3 separate regions of the Homo sapiens genome follow, and regions 2 and 3 are each linked to region 1. The links are chromatin loops, found by intact Hi-C in ENCODE. Cell type or tissue: PC-3. All regions are shown on one strand. Region 1 overlaps ABCA13 (ATP binding cassette subfamily A member 13). Region 2 overlaps ABCA13 (ATP binding cassette subfamily A member 13). Region 3 overlaps ABCA13 (ATP binding cassette subfamily A member 13).

Region 1 (4,000 bases):
CTATCTATCCAGCCTTCTGGAAGATAAGGCATTTACATTCATGAATGGAAGTACTCCTTGGCCAGCAAAGAAACTAGTGATATTTCCAATTATGACAACTGTGGGTATCTTTGAAAATAGATTTTTTCCTCCACTTTATATTTACTAGGTGAAGTCCTGTCTTAACAAAAAGCAAAAACCTATTTCCTCGATTTCTAAAGAAAAACAAGCCATTTTTTTTCAAGACAATGTTTACATATAATTTTCCTTGATGCTTAGTAACAAATGATTGGATTTAATCTGGTCCTTCTGAACCCTGTGCTCAAAATTATATTTGAATGTTGAGTTTTCCTAAATACTTTCTAAAACAGGAAAAAAATAAAAAAATATGATTACCTTTGCCAGAGTTGGGGGTTTTGATATGTTTCCATTTGCACCTCCAGCTTCACTGGGGATTTTTAATCCAAAAGACCAACCTCCAAGCCTGTTAACAATGAACATTGTGTTAGTGCTTCAACCACAGAGCACCAGGACTTCTAATCAGAGGGTATTCATTACTAACCCCACCAGGTACAGCAGTCTTAGGACAGTAGCCAACTGAGCATCTGTGGTCTGTGACATGAACACACAGGCAGACAGGTGCTGTGCTGATGCAAGTTTCCTGGCTCCCAAGCCAGGCAAAACGGAAGGCACTGATAATTGAGAAGGTGTGGATAAGGCTGGCCACATTAGAAAGTGTACTTGTCACACCTTACTGTCTTGTTAGGAAATACATGCCATGTAACAGGTAGGGCTTGATCATCAGCACTGTTATTATTTTAATTAATGGTCATTCCCTCTACAAATCCATTATTCAGAATTTCTTGGGCTAGGTGTGGTGGCTCACACCTGTAATCCCAGCACGTTGGGAGGCCGAGGCAGATGGACCACCTGAGGTCAGGAGTTTGAGACCAGCCTGGCCAACATGGTGAAACCCTGTCTTTTTCTGTATTTTGTAAAAATACAAAAAAAAAAATTAGCTGGGCATGGTGGCAGGCACCTGTAATCCCAGCTACTCAGGAGGCTGAGGCAAGAGAATCGCTTGAACCTGGGAGGCGGAGGTTACAGTGGACATCGTGCCACTGCACTCCAGCCTAGGCAACAGAGCAAGACTCCATTTCAAAAAAAAAAAAAATTTCTTAATAGTGGTCATAATCTTTTGAGCCACTCTGGTTTGTCTTCCCTACTCTATTTCTTTAATCTTTCACTCAAATCTTGTCTGGTTTAGGAAAGCATTCCAGACAATTTCAAGTGGGTTAGATGTTCCTTGTCTTTTGAGTTCCCACAATACCCTGTATTTCCATCCATTGTTATCAATTACCACACTGGGTTTTATTGTCTATTTGCTGGTTTATCTTTATGTAGCTCTGTGAATTTTTCCTGGGTGGGAATTATATCTTTTTTTAATATCTCCATGAGTTGCACAGTATCTTGTATCTATTAAACTTCAAAAAAAGGGTTAACATTTAAAAAAATATAATGTTAACTATTATCTAAATAAATTTTGTCTTCCACTCACTAGATAAAAGGAGACTGAAGAATAGTCTTCTCTTCTATCACAGTGTTCTACTCTCAGCAAAAATTCAGGCAAAGGAATAAGTACACATTCCCAACTGGCTCAACTGAATACACTCATTCATTCAACAGATACTGGTTGAACATCTTTGATGTGCCAGATAATATTCTAAGTTCTGGGCACACAAGTTCCCACCTTCAAAAAGCTATCGGCTCATGCCTGTAATCCTAGCACTTTGGGAGCCTGAGGCGGGAGGATCACCTGAGGTCAGGAGTTCAAGACCAGCCTGACCAATATGGTGAAATCCCATCTCTACTAAAAATACAAAAAAATTAGCCAGGTGTGGTGGCAGGTGCCTGTAGACCCAGCTACTCGGGAGGCTGAGGCACGAGAATCTCTTGAACCTGGGAGGTGGAGCTTGCATGCTGTAAACTTATCTGCTCTTATTTCCTAAAGCAGTAAAACAGCTTCTGGCTCTCGTGCTTCTGCCACTGACAAATCTCAATTGATAGGATTTCCCCCAGCACTTAAAAGAGTGAAAGTCAGCAGTAAGGAATCTTATTAAGGTCCATGGCATCTATGTGGAATTTTTTTTGTTTGTTTTTGTATTCAATTAGACTTTATTATATTTAAATATTAGAAATGGATGAGAAACAGATGACAAAACTATTTGTCTACTTTCAATGTAAAAACATGGACACAGGAAGGGGAACATCACACACTGTGGAATTTTTATGAGCACCAAGGTCAGTCTTAGATTTTTGACTTTTTAAGAACATTAGCATTTAAAACAATAAGTTTTCCATAGTAATCCAAACAAGTAAAGACCCAACAAGAGTATTGAACACACCTTGGTTTTTCAGATGGTGCCAGCAAGTACTCCTCCATATTGAAGCCTGAGAGATTCAACAGTGTGTGGCCCAGGTGGTTGGTCAGGTAGGGAGCACTAGCACTTCTATTTGGACACTTCTGAAATTGTTTTCAAAAAGATAAAAACAAACTTTTTTATAATTCACAAACTGGTTCACTGACATTACTTGAAACTACATGTGATTGTTCTCTAGCTTTCAATTTTTAATAAATTATCTGCAGCCCTTTATATGTTCTAATTTCTAAAATCTCTTTCAGTCACATGTATTTGAGAATTATGCCAGAATACCACTGTGACTTATGCAGTCAATTATATCTGAGAACTTCAAATCCTTTTCTGTATGTAAGTTTGGGCAGATTTATAAAAACTAAAAAGAAAAAAAATGTTTTCACTGGGGTGATCTTGCATTTGACGAACCTGAAAGAGAGTCAGAAACAACTAGTGGGAGGAAGATAAGCAGGATAATTCAAAGGCGTGTGTCTCTTTCATAAGGGTCTAAAGTAGAAATCAAACAGCTTTTCTCCAGCGACTCACCAGCATGCCAACACCAGCTCTGCATCATGGAATAATCACCTAACAAGGTAGGAGGAGGTGATCAACACAACGCAAAACCCAGGCCACTGGAGGCTGCGCAATGATGTGCTCTGCCCTGCCACAGACCGGCTTTAGAGTTAATGTGCTTTGTTTCCATTTCTCAAACACTTTCAGAAAAGATGATATATTAAAATAGGAAACGACTCTGTCTCTGAGTCTTTTGTTATCAAAATGCCAGGGGTTTGGTCTTGCTGCACAGAAAGCCAATCACTGAAACAATGAGTGTTGCCAGGGAGGAAGCTTTTAGCTGAGTTCTGCAGCTGAGGAGAATGAAAGAGAAAGTCTCAAATCCATCTCCTCAACCATCTAAAACTGGTGGGGGTTATATGGAGGGGAAAATGGGAAAACAGGAAAGAAGGAGGGGTAAGGAAGCAATCATGATGGATAAGACGTCTGGAGTCTCATTTTCTGAACTCAGAGATCTAACGTATTTCAGTCCCTTGCCTGAGGATCAGTTTCTTGAGGAAGAAACTCAGGTGAGAGAAATGTAAGTTTCAACTTTTAAGACCAGGGAGGGTCCATTTCTATGTTTATTCGAAAATCCATAAATATTACTTCTAAGAGACATTTGGGCCAGTTTCACATTCATTACAGCTTTGGAAGCTTGTCTGCTTATTTGCAAAATGAAAATGAAAACAGGCTTACCTAAATGCATGGATTTGCTGTTAGGTTCAGATACACATGAAAGAACTACAGCAAAGTAAGAAGGGCGATATGCATTTAAGATACTACTTTCAGGGTCTTGAAAGAAAGGCTTGAGGAAAGATACTAAAAAGAATAATAATTGTTGTACATAATAATTCAGCAAGACTCTCACTTATTTGTGGAATCTAAAAAAGTCAAACTCATAGGAACAGAGAGTAAAATGGTGATTGGCAGAGAGGATGTTGGTCAATGGATACAAAATTTCAGCTAAACAGGAGGCAAAAGTACAAGAGATCTATTGTACAACATAATGACTACAATTAGTGACAATGTATTGTACCTTGAAAATTGCTAAA
Region 2 (4,000 bases), 91 kb after region 1:
GCAGACTAATCAGCTTCTTGACAACCAGTTTTCCCGCTGCCTTTGAATTCTTTTCATTTCAGGACACCCCTAGGGACCTTTTACTCCAGATACACAAAGTTTCCATCAACAGCCTCTGTGCTTACATGTGCTCATCTCTTCCACATTTCAAAGACAAATCAAATCAAATTCAATGCCTTCCCACAGAAGCCTTTTCTGACATTCTCAGTGTTGGTGGCTGTGTCATAATTCCATAGTTAACAACCATTTGCTAATTATTTCATCTTATAAATGTAGACACAGATGATTTTTTAAGTGTCTCTTTCTATTGTCTTCACTTCCTTACACAATGGGCAGAGGCAGGAGGAGCAGAGAGACAACTGTTTACTAACTGATTGACTTGCTGATGCAGCTCCTTCTTGGTCCACTGAGGCGCCTTTATGGAAGCAAAGAGCAGCAAATGTTCCCGGACGGTGAGGTTGTCCAACAGGATGTCCTGCTGCGGACACACACCAAGCTCCATTCTGACCCTCGACAGGTCTGTCTGTAGGTTCTTGCCATTGATGATGATGGTTCCAGAAGTGGGAGGGTGGAGCCCCGTCAACATGGATCTGCCAGAGAAAATAAGACAGCATGGAGAATACGCGTTGCTGATACTGTGAACGTCAGCAATCCAGTCAGCTCCAGGATGGCGCATGCATCCTGCCAAGAGCACTCACCTTCTGCTGACCTGGTTTTTACACAATCAGTTAAAAGGTGTGAGTAGTTTGAGGGTACATTGGCTGGTTGATGTTGAAAATGTGAGTTTAACATGTTATGCTACCACATGAAATAAAAATGCTCCTTGACTTCTGATTGGGTTATGTCCCAATAAACCCATAAAAAGTTGAAAATATTGTAAGTCAAAAATCTATTTACATCTAACCTACCTAACATCACAGCTTAGTCTAGCCTACCTTAAGTGTACCCAAAACATTTACATTAGCCTACAGCTGGGCAAAATCATCTATCACAAAGCGTATTTTATAATAAGGTGTTGAATATCTCTTGCAATTTATTGAATATTGTACTGAAAGTAAAAAGCAGAATGGCTGTATGAGTCCTCAGACTATGGTTTCTACCTAATATGTATCACTTTCACACCATCATAAAGTCAAAATATCATTAAGTTGAACCATTGTAAGTCTGAACTGCAATCATAGAGCATTATAGTTGTATGGGACTTTAAGATGATAACATTCAACTTTTTACAGATGAGGAAACATGCTAAAGAAATGACATATATACCTAAATCCTCATCATTAAATATAAGCAAAACAGAGATACAAAGCTAGGCCCCAACCCTGGAGCCAGTCTTCTTTCCGCTGCTCCCGGGATAGTCTGTGTGTGTTAAAACCACAAGAAATCAAGCAGCCTGCCACCACAAGCTCACATGACCGACTTTACCAACAGAAGCCTCAGAATTGCCTAGTTCTGCTTCCTTGTTTCAGGAAGTTTATTATTTAAGTTTTAAATTGGTTTCTTATTTCTGAAAAGTTAAACATGCCCCTACCACACAGGACCTAGCAAATCCACTCCTTAGTATTTACACATGAGAAATTAAATGTGTGCCGACACAAAGCTGTATGCACAAATGTTCACAGCAGCTGTGTTCACAATCACTGACAAAGAGAAACAACCTCAGTTGCAACCCATGGATGAAAACATAAAGAAGCTGGGTTGCCTCCATATGGTGGATACCACTCAGCTGTCCCAAGGAGCAGGCTGCTGGGCCACCACCACCATGCCTGGGTCCCCAAAACAGTCTGCTGAGTACAAGAAGCCAGACATGATCCCATTTACAAGAAATTCTAGAATAAGTAACCTAGTTTTTAGTGACAAAGAGCAGATCAGTGGTCACATGAAGGCCAGGGTCAAAGGAGAGCACAGGAAACCTTGGAGCAGCATAGAAAGGTTCTGTATTTGTGGTGCTTGTTCCGGCACTAACCAAATGTGTCAAAACTCATCAAACTGTACACATCAACAGATACTGTTTACTGCACAAAAATTAAACCTCGATGAACTTAAAACTCTTTGCTATATTATTTTCAAACCTATCTGGGGGATACTATAAAATAGTTTATACACATTCCCTAGAAGTCTCAAAGACTGTTGTTTTAAATAGTGAAGACCCCCCCGTCTTTGACTGACCTCTCAGCCTTTCATCTAAGAATTGCCAGGTGGAGGCAGCCACTTAGGATGACTCAAAATGTACTACAAATGTACACTAAAAGCAACACAGTCATTGAACTTTAAATCATCTAGAAACTCCAAATGCAATTCTCATCATTCTGCTAAACAAGCAGCCCAGGTTTTCCTTGTAAGAAATGTGTCTTAGTAAAAGCAGGGTGAGAGGAACTGGCTGGCTGAGTCATTATTTGTGCAACTTGTGGTTTCCCAATTTTCAAACACTAAAAAAAACACTCACACGCTTTTCCAGGTCCATTTCTGTATCCAAGGAACAAATAAAAACTGTCCATATTCTTTCTTTCTATTTTTTCAGTATGAGATTTCTGAAGTTTCATGTGTTATTTTTCTACCTTTCTTATTAAGTCTGAGGCAAAGCCCTCTTCATTGTTTTAACTAATCACACTTTAATACTACATATTTAGTGAGAAAAAGAACAAAAGAGAAAGTGATTTGTTCAAAAGAGATATTTCATAATTTTAGTAGTTTAACCTTAAACCTCCACTTCTACAGCCAGCCCAAGGCTGTGAATGTTTGAATTCATTGTTTCTCTGGGAGCACATGATTTGATTCTTTAATCAAATCTAGAGCCATTGAATCCTAAACCAAACATCTACCCTTAATGAGAAAAGAACCACACAAAAACCAGAACATGGAAAAGAAAAATAATCAGGTGTTTAAAAAATTTGCAAGTACCACTGTGATATTCCTCTTCCTACAGATATGCAAGCAAGATGATACTTAGTAGGACAAACGCTGAAAGTGCCAAAGGACTTTCAAAGACTAAAGTACAACATGGTAAATTATTTGTAGAAAATACAAGAATTAAGCCTTTTAAAAAGCTATCCACCACTACCCCTTTGACTGAGCCCCAGGCCTACAGTGCACCTGTGCGGTTGAAGACATAGGGCCTCTCTCACACGGGCACTCATGAGGGGCTCTGCCTTTCACCCGTGTCTCTAAACTCTGTATTGAGACTCAAAATTTTAAAAAAAGGAAAAGAAATCAAACCTTCTGTCTCACAGGTAAACTGAAGTTTTAAGAATCAAATGCCCAGTGTTTGATAAGGGTAAAATGGGACCCACATGATAGTGGTTTTCCCGGCACCGTTTGTCCCCAGCAGGGCGGTGATTTGGTCTCTGTAGAAGGTCAGGCTGAGGTCTTGGACCACAGCCTTGTGGCCCTCATATTCCTTGGTCACAGACACCAGGGTGACTCCCGGGGCACTTCCTTCAAGCTCTCCTTCCCTGTTTTGCAGTGATGACCCTGTGAGAGAGATGAAAATTCATTGTGAAAAGACTTCAAAAGCCCTAAAAATAATGCTCATATTTATTAATTCAGCATTCTGCTTTGAAATTGAATTCCAGCTCTGTGAAGCACACAAATCAACTCAAAAATCTTTCTTTAGCAAGAACAAGAAGCAGACTATATAATGGCAAACATTAAGTGATATCACTGATTACAAAGTTTTGAACCCTTATGATAACCATTTTGTAAAAAATAAAAAAAATAAAAACACACACATGTATTTTTGTTTAAGTAGAGAAAAAAACAACAGGCAGATTAGTTACACATAAAATGTTCATGAGAAATAGTCTCCTGAGGACGTGAGAGTGGATAGGTGCTTGTTGATGTGTTCCACATTTTCTAAAAGATTCATAATTCAGAAAAATATTTAGATTGTTTAGATTAGAATGTTGACTTGTAATCTAAACCCACCACGATGGGAGCTTGTTTATCTCTGAGTGATGCATCTCTATTTCCATGGAGATGGCCTATGGATTCATCCTTTGGC
Region 3 (4,000 bases), 120 kb after region 1:
ATGTCAGTGGAAAATATCTGGCATTGCTTCAGACTTCAACATAAAATCTTCTTTCTGGAACAGGGACTCAGCTATTTTGTACACCAGAACCCCAGCAGAGGAGAGGGAAGCAAAACAGAGAGGCTCAGGTTGGTTATGGGACAAGATCCATTTCCAAAGTCCCCAGCCTCCCTATCTTTGTCTCCCAGGCAAGGTTTAAGGATATTTACCTCTTCTATCTGTATCTCCTGCTCATACACCAACTTTCTGACCATGCTGGCCACAGACACCATCCACGTCAGCATCATTATCAGTGGAAAAAAGAAACCAACGTTGTTCAGGAATCTGTAAGGGGATAATTCAGTCAGCATCCGGAGACAAGCAAAATGACTCTACTAATTTTTTACATTTTTCTTCCAAGTTAGAAAGCTCTTTCAGGAGTGATATCTCCTTTGGTCATTTCTACATGCCTGTGACTTAGGTAGGAGGGCCATGATTGGTGTGCTGATTTTGTAGGTATGCAAATTCATGAAGGAACCCATGAAGGAGACACAACTGGTTCGAGATCTCTCAGAGAGCCATAGCCCAACCACAATACTCTCTGACACCTGCCATAGGCAGAGCAGGTTGGAGCAAAGCAGGTCATTAATCCATGCCTGCCATTTCCCCCATTTAATTGGGACCATTATCTATCTTCAATTATTGATATTAATTGATCACAGATTATCATCTACAAAATACGTGAAAATTGGCAAATGAAAGTCTTCCTTTCTATTTTCCTAACACTCATATTTCAACCCACTCTAACTGGGCTCCATTTCTAATATACACTTGAAATGACTCTTATCTAGGGCATCAATGACAGTCATGCCTCAAAATCCAATGAGAATTATCCAGTCATTTTCCTTCTTGAGTTCTCAGACATGTTGGATGGCATTGGTCATTCCCTCCTCCTCTCTTTTCTCTTAGCTTCCAGAACAACTCCCAGCTTTGCACCCACATCTTGGCAACTTCTCCTTTACCTGCCTTTAAATGTAGGCATTCCTACCTCAAGCTGGACCCTCTGTCTTCTCACCACATACTCTCTGAGCTCTAAATCCACATAATAATTATTTATTCAACATTGAGACCAACTGAAGGTACAAGCCGTGTTACTGGGCTGGTGATACATGAATGAGCCAAACAGAAAAAGGTCCTGCCATTAAGGATCTTTCATTCCAGTGTGTCGGCAAGGTGGGAGGGGACATAAAATAATCCAATAAACACAGAGATTGCTATGTTCTGTCTCTGCCAAAACTCATGTTGACATTTAATTGCCCATGTGATGGTATTGAGAGGTGATGCAGCCTTTAAGAGGTGTTTGGGTTATGGGGTCTCCACACTCATGAATGGATTAATGCAGTTCTCATGAGACAAGTTGAGTTTCCAGGATACTGGATTGATAGATTCCAGGTACTTGAGATAGCTGGCTGTTATGAAGCAGGGTTGCCTCTCATGTATGGAGCGCACACCCTCTTCCCCTTACACTTTCCGCCATGAGTTGAAGTGGCATGACACCCTCAGCAGAAGCTGACCAGAAAGGCTGCCTGATCTTGGACTTCCTGCCAGAATTATGAGCCAAATAAATTTCTCTTCTTCACAGACTACCCAGTCTCGGGTATTCTGTGATAGCAGCACAGAAAGGACTAAAACAGAGATGCATAATATCAGGTAGTGATAAATGCTATGAGTAAAAAAGAACTAGCTTAACCAAAAGTGAGAAGGAATGCTATTTCAGACAGGGTGATTAGCTGAGCTGACAGCGGGAAAAAAATACTCAAGCAGAAAGCGGATGAAGTAAGGAAATGAGTCACACAGGTATCTAAAGGAAGACTGCTCCAGGCAAAGGAAAAAAAAGGGCAAGGACCAGAGGTTGGAGCAAGCAGAACACGGGTCACAGTGAAGCCATCAGGTCCTGGGCTTTTCTTTGATGAAAGACTTTATATTAGAGCAGAAATAAATAAAATGGAGACTAAAGCTTTGATTACTATGGTTTTGTATTATATTTTGAAGACAAGTAGTGTGATGCCTCCAGCTTCATTTTTTTTCCTCAAGATAGCTTTGGTTATTCTGGGTCTTTTGTGGTTCCATATAAGTTTTAGGATTTTTTTCTATTTCTGTGAGGAATGTCATTGGTATTTTAATAAGGATTGTATTGGATCTGCAGATTGTTTTGGGTAATGTAGACATTTTAACAATTTTTTTAATCAATAAGCATAGGATATCTTTTCATTTTTTATGTCCTCTTTAACTTCTCACATCACATCAACATTTCATAGTTTTCTTTGTAGATATCTTTCACTTCTTTGGTTAAAAACAGACACATAAACCAATGAAACAGAATAAAGAACACAAATATAAACCCACACATTTGTAGCCAACACATTTTCAACAAAGGCTCCAAGTTCATACATTGGGAAAAGGACTATCTCTTCAATAAATGATGCTGGAAAAACTGAATAACCATATGCAGAAGAATGAAACTAGAGCCTTATCTCTTGCCATATACAAACATCAACTCTAAATAGATTAAAGACTTAAATGTAAAGCTCAAAACAATAAAACTACAAGAAGAAAATATCAGAGAACTGCTTCAGGACACTGATTCTGGACAAAGACTTTTTGTGTAAGACCTCAAAAGCACAGACAACAAAAGCAAAAATAGACAAATGATGTTACATCAAGCTAAAAAGCTTCTGCAAACAAAGGAAACAATCAGCAAAGTGTAAAGACAACCTACAGAATGGGAGAAAATATTTGCAAAGTATCCATCTGACAAGGGACTAATAGCCTGAATATACAAGAAACTCAAACAAATACAATAGCAAGAAACCCACATAATCCAATTAAAACATAGGCAAAAGATCTGACTCAATATTTCTCAAAAATAAACGACCACAAATGGCCAACAGTTATACAAATATATGCTGAACATCATGAATCATCAAAAAAATGCAAATCAAACCCACAGTGAGATATCATCTTACCCCAATTGAAATAGCTACTATCAAAAAGAGAGAAAATAACAGACGCTGGCAGGGATTTGGAGAAAAGGGAAAACCCACACTCTGTTAGGTGGGAATGTAAATTAGTAGAGACACTGTGGAGAACAGTATGGAGTTTCCTCAAATAACTAAAAAATATAACTACAATATGACCCAGCAATTCCAATGCAGAGTGTATATCTAAAATAAAGAAAATCAGTATATCGAAGAGATATGTGCACTCCCATGTTTATTGCAGACTTATTCACAATAGCTAAGATATGGAATCAACCTAAGTGTTCATCAATGGATGAAAAGATAAAGAAATGTGGCATATATACAAAATGGAATATTATTTAGCAATTACAAAGAAAAAATCCTGTTATTTGAAGCAACACGGATGGAACTGGAGGACATTATATTAAGTGAAATAAGCCAGACACAGAAAGACAAATATATGTTCTAACTCATACGTGGGAGCTAAAAATAAAATGAACTCATTGAGGTAGAAAGTAGAGTAGTGAGTTACCCAGATGCTGGGAAGGGTAAAGGGGAGGGGAAGATAATTAGAGGTTGTTTAGTGTGTACAAATGGAGGGAAGGGATAAGTTCTAGTGTGCAATAGCACACTAAGGGAACTGTACTTAACAATAACTTGTATATTTCAAAATAGCTAGAAGACAGGCTTTGTAATATTCCTAACACAAAGAGATGATTGTTGAAGTGATGGCTATCTCAATTACCCTGATTTGATTATCACACATTGTACACATGTATCCAATTATCACAAGTAACTCATGAATATGAACAACTACTGTGTATCAATAAAAAAGCAAAAAAAAGTTACATTGACTAGCGTGAGAAGCCTTCTCCTAGACCCTATTTCCAGGGAAACAGAAGACGGAGGCTATGTGAGAAATCCATATGTTTTCAGGAAGCACTCTATCTTTGTGGCAATGGAAAAGTAAGCTTTTGAGCTGTAAGGTCATTAATGGCACC

What was found. Hi-C counts contacts between places; a loop is a spot of excess contacts. Peaks named below come from ENCODE experiments on the same cell type or tissue, not always from the same donor. Only the 100,000 strongest peaks of a DNase experiment are listed, where the experiment ranks them.
Region 2: a loop joins it to region 1, with 13 times the contacts of the local background. A loop is called at or near these places in 1 of 110 quality-filtered maps.
Region 3: it touches region 1 in a loop (13-fold over the local background); 1 of 110 quality-filtered maps calls a loop at or near these places.

The regions. Positions count from the first base shown.
Region 1 is chr7:48,479,539-48,483,538 of GRCh38, reverse strand. ABCA13 (ATP binding cassette subfamily A member 13) reads right to left here. Exons shown (of 62, transcript NM_152701.5): 46 at 2,385-2,503; 47 at 376-463. Among named protein-coding and RNA genes, the nearest start is that of LINC02838, 230 kb to the left of the region's middle. In PC-3, no CTCF peak of the experiment used is centred here; no DNase peak of the experiment used is centred here; H3K27ac peaks cover 491 bases.
Region 2 is chr7:48,388,511-48,392,510 of GRCh38, reverse strand. It overlaps ABCA13 (ATP binding cassette subfamily A member 13), which reads right to left. Exons shown (of 62, transcript NM_152701.5): 37 at 3,291-3,471; 38 at 372-590. Among named protein-coding and RNA genes, the nearest start is that of ABCA13, 220 kb to the right of the region's middle. In PC-3, no CTCF peak of the experiment used is centred here; a DNase peak (open chromatin) is centred at 2,340; H3K4me3 peaks cover 433 bases; H3K27ac peaks cover 2,533 bases.
Region 3 is chr7:48,364,118-48,368,117 of GRCh38, reverse strand. It overlaps ABCA13 (ATP binding cassette subfamily A member 13), which reads right to left. Exons shown (of 62, transcript NM_152701.5): 32 at 210-324. Among named protein-coding and RNA genes, the nearest start is that of ABCA13, 190 kb to the right of the region's middle. In PC-3, no CTCF peak of the experiment used is centred here; DNase peaks (open chromatin) are centred at 1,817 and 2,897; H3K4me3 peaks cover 492 bases; H3K27ac peaks cover 2,451 bases.